Regions from separate parts of the Homo sapiens genome. Here region 2 is linked to region 1. Evidence: chromatin contacts called from ENCODE Hi-C or POLR2A ChIA-PET data. All regions are on one chromosome and are shown on one strand. Each heading gives the region's core, a stretch centred on a gene start or an enhancer-like site at or near the end of the contact. The rest is flanking DNA. Distances are from core to core; before and after follow the strand shown. Region 1 overlaps UBAP2 (ubiquitin associated protein 2). Region 2 overlaps UBAP1 (ubiquitin associated protein 1).

The links. A loop is a pair of places that touch in the nucleus more often than their neighbours do. ChIA-PET counts read pairs that join two places held with the same protein, here RNA polymerase II (POLR2A). Pooled maps may share reads with other maps.
Region 2: a map of mammary epithelial cell shows a loop between it and region 1 (5-fold over the local background). The contact joins two enhancer-like sites. A Hi-C loop is called at or near these places in 2 of 168 maps with a recorded cell type or tissue (ascending aorta and mammary epithelial cell), 1 of 37 single-sample maps with no recorded cell type and 3 of 50 pooled maps. POLR2A ChIA-PET finds 5 or more read pairs at or near these places in 3 of 52 experiments (AG04450, H1 and activated CD4-positive, alpha-beta T cell).

Annotation. Positions count from the first base shown.
Region 1 is chr9:33,944,714-33,949,021 of GRCh38, forward strand. It overlaps UBAP2 (ubiquitin associated protein 2), which reads right to left. Exons shown (of 29, transcript NM_001370062.2): 13 at 3,661-3,874. Among named protein-coding and RNA genes, the nearest start is that of SNORD121A, 6.0 kb to the right of the region's middle. Within about 2 kb of position 2,543, at least 3 of the 41 ENCODE cell types and tissues checked have a DNase peak (open chromatin) inside an H3K27ac peak, as active enhancers do; they include ascending aorta and mammary epithelial cell, where a contact is called at or near this core.
Region 2 is chr9:34,251,192-34,255,499 of GRCh38, forward strand. UBAP1 (ubiquitin associated protein 1) reads left to right here. Exons shown (of 7, transcript NM_016525.5): 7 at 201-1,332. The coding sequence ends at 341. It overlaps KIF24 (kinesin family member 24), which reads right to left. Exons shown (of 13, transcript NM_194313.4): 12 at 3,881-3,974; 13 at 1,189-3,329. The coding sequence ends at 3,189. Among named protein-coding and RNA genes, the nearest start is that of UBAP1, 74 kb to the left of the region's middle. RefSeq lists a silencer at 1,957-2,006 and an enhancer at 3,208-4,308. Within about 2 kb of position 2,445, at least 21 of the 41 ENCODE cell types and tissues checked have a DNase peak (open chromatin) inside an H3K27ac peak, as active enhancers do; they include ascending aorta and mammary epithelial cell, where a contact is called at or near this core.

The sequences.
Region 1 (4,308 bases), core at 1,293-3,792:
TTACCACCAATTTCTCCAAATCATTTCCAGTTGAATTTCTTAGGTTTTACACACACTATGTGTAACACTTCATTTATGATAAACGGGAAAAGTTCCTAAATGGGTACACACCTTGTTTCCTATCCAGAGAGATTTGGTTTATGTTTAAGCATAGGGAGTGATGAACTCGTGAGAACAATATTATGGTGCTATACACACCTGACCATTAGCTAACAGAGAATCATACTTTTATTATTTTATGGATTTTCTACATAACTGTTAAAAATTTGAGCCAGGCACAGTCACTCATGCCTATAATGCCAGCACTTTGGGAGGCTGAGGTGGGAGGATTGCTTTAGCCCAGGAGTACAAGGCTGCAGTGAGCTATGATTGCACCACTGCATTCCAGCCTGGATGACAAAACAAGACCATGTCTTCATCCAAAAATTAAAAAAAAAAAAACTTATTAAGTTTTTGGACTAATTGATATATATATATATATGATGTTACAAAATCCAAAAGATGGCTGGGCGCAGTGGCTCACGCCTGTAATCCCAACACTTTGGGAGGCCGAGGCAGGCAGATCACGAAGTCAGGAGATCAAGACCATCCTGGCTAACATGGTGAAACCCCATCTCTACTAAAAATACAAAAAAATTAGCCGGGTGTGGTGGTGGGCACCTGTAGTCCCAGCTACTCGGGAGGCTGAGGCAGGCCCTATGACGTGAACCCGGGAGGCGGAGCTTGCAGTGAGCTGAGATGGCGCCACTGCACTCCAGCCTGGGTGACAGACTGGGTGACAAACAAACAAACAAAAAACAAAATCCAATAGATACAAGAATATGTATGACGAATATTATGTTTCTCTTCCACACCACTCTCCCATACTTGCTCCACAAAGGCAAACACTGTACCCGGTTTTCCTGAATGTCTCTTTCAGAGATACTATATCACAATATATATAGACAGACAGACAGACAGACATATATATACACACACTATATACCTTACTGTCTCACAAATCATTTAATTTCCATTGAGTGTCTCACATTAATGTTCAAAGAGCTACTTCATACTCATTTTGGTGACTACACAGAAATCTAGTACACATAGGTATCATTTTATAAAACCAGTACTATATTAATGGACTTTTAGGTCAAATCTTATGCTATTAAAAGCAATGCACTAATGAATACATTTGTATGTAAGATATTTTGTGCAAGTACAAGTATACCTGTAGGATCAACTGGTAGGATAAAGTTGCCCCTTCACAGGGTAAATATATTTTGAATTTTGATAAATATTATAAAATTACTGTCCACAGATAGAACACATCCTTTTTAACACACTCTAATATCAAACACTTTTGAATCTCCTGGTTTAATTGGTGGAAAATGGTATTAAAAAATACAAACTAAAATGATACAAATGTGCTAAGTATCATTTCATATACTTAAGTGTTCTTTACTTATAGACTGTTCTTATCTCTTTAGCCAGTTTTTTAACCTGTTTGTTGATCTGCTTTATTTTTACTCTTTTTATATTAAGGAAATTAACTCTTTTTGTCTATGATACAAATTTTGAGTATTTTTTTCATTGTTTGTCTGCCTAATTTGGTGTTTTCTGCCATACCCAGAAAGGTCTCCCTCACACAGAACAACAAAAAAATTCTCCTGTGTTTTCTCTATTATAGTTCTAGATTCACTATTTATGTTTAACTATCTGACCCACTGGCATTTTGGCATAGAGATCCAACTTCATTTTTCAAACGGTTTTAATAAAGCGTTTTTTCACTACTGATTTGAAAAGCCAGTTCTACCATATGGGACAGAGGTTGGCCCTCTTTTTCTCTATGGGGCCAGATAGTACAACAACCTAATATTTTAGCCTTTGTGTCTCATCACGTTGCCCAGGCTGGTCTCGAACTCCTGCTCAAGCAATCCTCCTCCTTCTGCCTCCCCAAGTGCTGGGATTACATGAGCCACTGTGCCCAGCTAGCTGAGTGTCAACAGAATTTAATTTAAAAAAAAACAAATGGCAGAGCTGGTTTAGGCGCATTCATTTTTGAACTTGGTATTATAGGCATGCACCAAACACACAGGTTTTATAAAGAATATGGGAATAGCATGGTTCTATCTAAAAAGTCCTATCACTCACTAGTTATGTGTGCAGAAAAAGTTAATATAGGGACCTACAATTCCTCTCAAAAAGGCCTGCTTGATGACTGGACCTTGGCTAATGTCTGAGAATTTGGACTGCTGGTATGTACTTGGCAAAGGGTGCCAACACACTAACCTATTAAGAGTGGCTCACTGTGCTAAGAATGTCTGTATAAACAATGTGGTTTATGCTCAACATCTGCTTTCCTTCTAGGAATCTGTAATTTTGCTATGTGCTATAGCAAAAAATGTAGGCACAGGGTACCTACATTTCTTGCCCCAGCAAAAACTTTGGGCACTGAGTCTCTAATGATTTCCCTTGGTAGACATCGCTTCAAACCCCGGAGTGGTCTCATGTACTTCCAACACAGTAAGTCATTTCACAGAACAGAGGAATATGCTTCCCTGTCTCTCTATATGCCCTAACCATAAACCAGCCCACATGGCCAGCTCCACAATGAATGAAATCCCCTGCTATTCCTTAATACAGTGTGGCATGTGAGTGCTGGTGGGGAATGGTGGCTTAATGTCACAATTTCTGTGGGAGTTTAGTTTAGAAAACATCCAGTCTACACATGGGACCTTTACAATACAAACCACGGAATGTAAAGGTTGATGAAATCATAGTTGATACTTCAAAATGTTAGAATGAGAAAGCATGAGAGTGTGATAGTTAAAATACTGTCCAGGCCGGGCGTGGTGGCTCACACCTGTGATCTCAGCACTTTTGGAGGCCGAGGTGGGCAGATCACCTTAGTCCAGGAGTTCCAGACCAGCCTGGGCAACATGGCAAACCCCTGTCACATTAAAAAAATACAAAAAAATCAGCCAGGAGTGACGGCATGTGCCTATAGTCCCACCTACTAGAGAGGCTGAGGTGGGAGGATGGACTGAGCCTGGGAGGTCAAGATGGCAGTGACGCGTTACTGTGCCACTGTACTCCAGCCTGTGCAACAGAGCAAGATCCTGACTCAAAAAAAAAAAAAATAAAATAATAGAGTAAAATATTGTCTAGGCTGGATACAGTGGTGCACATCTATAATCCCAGTTACTCAGAAGGCTGAGATTAAAAGACTGCTTGAGGCCAGGAGGTGGAGATCAGCCTACGCAGCACAGGAAGACCCCATCTCAAAAAAAAAAAAAAAAAAAAAAGTCTTAAAATGTTTTCCACATTCTATGTTCTATCACCACCCTCTTCTAAGAGAGCTCAGAAAATTCTGTCCATGCATTTACACAAAGTGTTAGATGTTCATATTTGCATGCTTTTACCATACTTTTCAAGGCATGTACTACCACCACAATTACTACCAACAATAATGAAACTATCAAGAACAACAACAAAAACAAATAAATGCAAGTATTGTATAACAAAGGAAGACTGATTTAACTGAGAAACTGCAAGAGTTCTACTAAAAAGAAACATCTCTGGACAAATTCCACATTAGTCTTCACAAGTCAACACACTCTGCCAAAGCTTGAAACGTCCTCAGTAGGGGCAAACCCACAAACAATGTATACCTACCAAGATGACTGAGGACTGAGGACTGGGATGTTGGGGGCTTGAGGTCCCAAGAAGTAGTAGTTGTAGGGTGACTTGTACTATTCTGCTGTGTACTTGGGGTGGTGGTAAACTGGCCCAAACTCGGAGCTTTCAACTGGTCCAAAATCTGGGAGCTGGTGATGTTTGCCATTTTTGGTGGTGCAAGCTCTCCAAATCCTGAGCCAAGGACGGATGACTTTAAAAGGGGGATAAAAGAACAAATCCTCAACAATACAGAATTTCTGCCCAAGGCTTTAAAACATATCAAGTATTTTCACAAGTATGTTAAAACCTATAATCTAAAACATATGAATTACTAAAATATAACTTAGAAAATACTACATGAAAATATTACTATGCAATGAAAACTGACTAAATAAATGCAGCTATCCTTCCTCATTCTGACATAAGAAGTTAAAGGGAAGGGAAATATTTGCCATGAATTTGAAGAAATCAATTTTTAAAAACGTGATGTTGGCCGGGCGCGGTGGCTCACGCCTGTAATCCCAACACTTTGGGAGGCCAAGGTAGGTGGATTACAAGGTCAGGCGGATCACGAGGTCAGCAGATTGAGACCATTCTGGCTACCACAGTGAAACCCCGGCTCTACTAAAAATACAAAAAAATTAG
Region 2 (4,308 bases), core at 1,195-3,694, 310 kb after region 1:
GTCACCAAACCCGTTTGCCTTGGCTTCCACCACAGCCCACCTCTGCTTGCTAGGGGACCTTATGGAGACTCACGGGGCTCTGGGGGAAGGATGTAGACATTCTGCTCTCCCCCAGTCCCCGTCCCACACACACACTCCTTCACTCAGCTGTGCTGTGACCCCACCCTTTTCTTTAATCTGTGTTCTCTTCTCTCCCTTAGATGATGGAGTTTCTTCAGTTAATGAGCAAATTTAAGGAGATGGGCTTTGAGCTGAAAGACATTAAGGAAGTTTTGCTATTACACAACAATGACCAGGACAATGCTTTGGAAGACCTCATGGCTCGGGCAGGAGCCAGCTGAGACCAGGCCCTGCCTAGGCCCTGCCGCAGAACCACCATCCCTGGGAGGCCCTGCAGAGCCCACCTGTGGGGAAAGAGAAGGGGCAGCTTCCGGATTTTCTTTTGGGGGTTAGAAGGTCAGGTGTGGAGACTGCTCGCCAGTCTCTGTGAGCCTAGGCCCTGAGCTGGGGAGGTGGGGAAGATTCGGGCATGTGAGTGCCCCCAGAACTGTCCTGGCTCCTTCCGTATTAAACGCATTTGCATTTTGAGAAGTGTCCTTCCCACTTCAGCCCTCCGGAGAGACTACCCTAGTCTTTCTGGGGTGTTTATGTCCTCAGCTGAAGCCTGGCCTAGTTGCTGAGAGGGGCTGGGGAGATGGGGCGGGAGGGCCAGACTCAGTGCTGCTGTGGAGCTAGGTGCTTCCCCCTTCCCCTGAGACTGGTGGACTGAACTCCAGTCAAGTTGAGTTCAAGTGAAAGATTCTTCCAGGGTTTTATTTTTTCCCCTCCTAACAAAGTCTCATAGTGTTAACACTGGTTCTGCAATATCTCTGAGGTGCAAAGAATGCACTTTTCCCTATGGGGCCCAGAGTTTGCCTTTTCTGCCAGGCAGTCACCATGCTTCCCTACCCCAGCCTGTTTCTTTTGGCTTGGTTTGGACCACAGTCCTCTGCTACCCAGGGTTTTAGAGCCCCTGCTCTAGGAAACAGTTTAAGAAATCATTGGCCCCTTCCCAGCACATTGAATGGGTAAGCAGACAGGCCATGATTTAGTTGGCCAGCACTAACTCCACCTCTGTTCTCCTTGAACAGCTTCCCCTCCAGCCCACTGCTTTAGGATGACACAATGAATAACACCTAGTCATAGAAATCAGTCTCTCTGGTTTGTTTTGTATTATGTTGTACATCATTAAAGATCTAAATACAAAGGATATACAGTCTTGAATCTAAAATAATTTGCTAACTAACTATTTTGATTCTTCAGAGAGAACTACTAATAAAAATCTAAAAGGTATGTCTTGGTGTGATAACTTCTTTATTACCAAGGCTGTTTTATGGGAGTGGGGGGGCCATGTGGTGTATAAAGAGATTTCTTGCTTAGATTTGCTGGGGATAGAATAGGACCTAACCGTTTTCTATTTCGGAGCTTTCTTCCCACTTCAGACCTGTCCTCGTTTTTGGTTTGCAAAGGCAAGCCTAGACTGAGTCTTTTAAACCTGGCCCAGCTCCGTCTGTGGACCAAGGACGTAGGCCTTCCTGACTGTGGAGTTGGGATAGGCTGGGCCTTCAGGGGGATCACCCAGTAAAAGAGGAAGAAGCCCTTTTACTGTGAGCAGCAGGCATTTATGCATCATTTGCCACAAGCAGAGGATGGGATTTAAACTGTTTCACCAGCTCTCAGTGGTGCTGTTGTATATGATGATAGAATAGGGTTCATTCCTAAAGTAAGTAAGTTTTTGTCCTTGACCTTAATACTGTGCCATTGTCCCACTTGAGCTTTTGGCTAGACTGGGTCTTTGAAGGTTTTTAGTGATCATGTGAGGGAGGGGCCGCAGTGCCCTGCAGCCGGGAAGCACCAATAAGGATGCCCCCTGGCGGTCAGATGAGGCACTGTCAGGCTGACAAAGGGTGACTGGACCAGGCTGCTAGTGTCTCAAGAGAGCCATTTAACCCTCTTCTTGGCCTTTTAATTAAGCCCTCCTTTTAAAACCGTAAAAAGTTATCCTTTATCTGAAGGAAATAAAGGCTCACATAGTAATGGGCGTTCGGGCCAAGGCCGTGACTCATGAATCTCCATTTGACCCAGAGTGGCTTTAAAGTAATTGGCACCTGGAGGCTACTTTGTCTTCCCTGTCCTGAGCTGCTTCCTGCTAAAAAGATACACAGCAGGCAGAACTTGGCTGAAGGTTTGTGTGTGAATTCTGTTTCAGAGGCCTCAGACTGTTGAACAGAGCACTCTGTTCAACTGCCAAGGTTCCCAACACAGACCCCTGAGAGGCAGGGTGGCTGGGCAGGGTGAACTGGATGAAGGCCAGGCTAGGAGATGGACTATTCCATGAGGGGGCTGGGTAGTGAGGTGTCCCAGATAGGAGCCAGGAGCTGCCATGGAAGCATGAGAGTATCGGGCATTGTACAGAGGCCTTTCACCCGAGCAAAAGTCAGGAGAAAAATTGATGTGTGACACAGGCACCCTCTTCTGCCTCAACACTGGATTGCAGGAAGGGAAGGGAGCTGTAAATATAAGGCCTGTCTCACATCTGCTGCTGTCAGTGACACATCAAGTCAAGGTTTATGCTATTTACATTTTCAAAAACGCCTCTAAATCCCCAAATCAATCTCCAAGGGCTGATGGGGCAGAGCTCACCCCACCCCTGTCCCCCTAGCACCAATGGTTAAGTTTGGGCCAGTGTTTAGTCTTCTAAGTTAGGCACAGAATTCAGCTGGTGAAGCCTCTGGTCTCAGCATGTTGTCTTCTCTGTCTTGTGACCTCTGACCTCTAGGCTACCACTGACCACCCCATCCTCTGATCCCCAAACTTAGAAACTTCAGGGTTATTAGACCCAAATATATTCCCACAGGCAAGGGGTTAGTTAATCATATTCTCTAGGCACAAGGGAAAGGCATTAGGTTCTTCGGCCTGGCCCACCCTTGGAGGCACTCCTGTGCATGGAACTGAGGGACAGGGGCCTGTCCCTGAGGGAGAAGCTGGGACCTATCTGAAGCCACGTGGGGCTGGGGTGACGCTAGCATAGGCAGGACCAGCGTGTGGGTTCTGGTGTGTGCAGGGAGGACCTGGCAGAGGCTCCTCCAGCCTGAGAGCCCAGCACAGACTCCTGCAGGGCCCCCACCATCTCGGCACAGGGTCTGGCTCTAAGACGGCACTGTTCCCTCAGGGGCTGCGGTGGGCCCGTGGCAGGTGAGATAGAGCTGCAGCTGGCTCCTCAGACTCTGGATACACTTGGATTTCAGAACCATGATTTCATCCAGCTGGGTCACAAAATCTTCAAAATCCTGAGAAGGAAACAAGGGACGAATACAGCTTTTGCTCTTGCTGGCGCTCTGCCAGATCTGCTTTTTCAGTCCCTCCTCTGGCAGGAAAGTTTCAGAACCCAGGCCACTCTTCCAGCGGGAGAACATGTAGGATAGTTGCTATGGCACAGGGTGGGGCCTGCTGCTCTGCATTCGAGACACTTTCCAAGCAGAGGAGTATTTTGTAAGGCAGAAGGGTATTTGGTAGAAATACCTACGTGTGGTAGGCAGCAGACTGGTCACTGTTAGTCACAGGGAGGGGCCCCGACAAACCGCTAGGAAGGCAGAGCAGCTGAGGATAGAGGCTGGAAACATTTTAGCCTGGAAAAGGCGAGTGTTGCACCATCTCCCACCTGTACCTATACTCAAGATGTCTCAAAGGCGTGGCAAGAGGAGGTGTGAGGCCTCAGTTATGGTTAGTGTGTGCCAGGAGACCCTTTCCCCACACACAGCCACAGCAAACAAGGATGACCATCAAATTAGCTGCAGGCTAATTCCCAACAGCCTGTGAGTGTCCAGCCAGGGCTACTTACATTAGAAGCCAGCTGGCTCATCAGCGTCTCCTCCTTGAAGCCGAGCTCAGCCATTTCATCCAGCTGTTCCTGGTGTGCTCGGATGACCACCTGCCTGGGAACACCAGAGAGAACACTGTGATCTTCCTGGCCTCCCAGCCTCTCCTGGGTAGCTTTCTGGAGGTGATCTCATTTGTAAGCTGAGAGCTGCCTCTGCCGAAAATGGTCAAGGTTTTCACCAAGGCCAGCTTACCAACCAGCTCCCCCTCACCTGCTCTTTCTCAGGATTAGGTAAGGAATTACGGAGTACCAACGAGATACAGGGAGGGAGACAGGGGCTTCCCAAGTTGTCTCCTGCCTCCCCAGCTGTACTGAGGGGGCAGGGCTGGGTGCTGCTGCTCTTCCACAGGAGCTGCCCATTTCCCACAGCTTCCCTGCAGAAAGGCTCT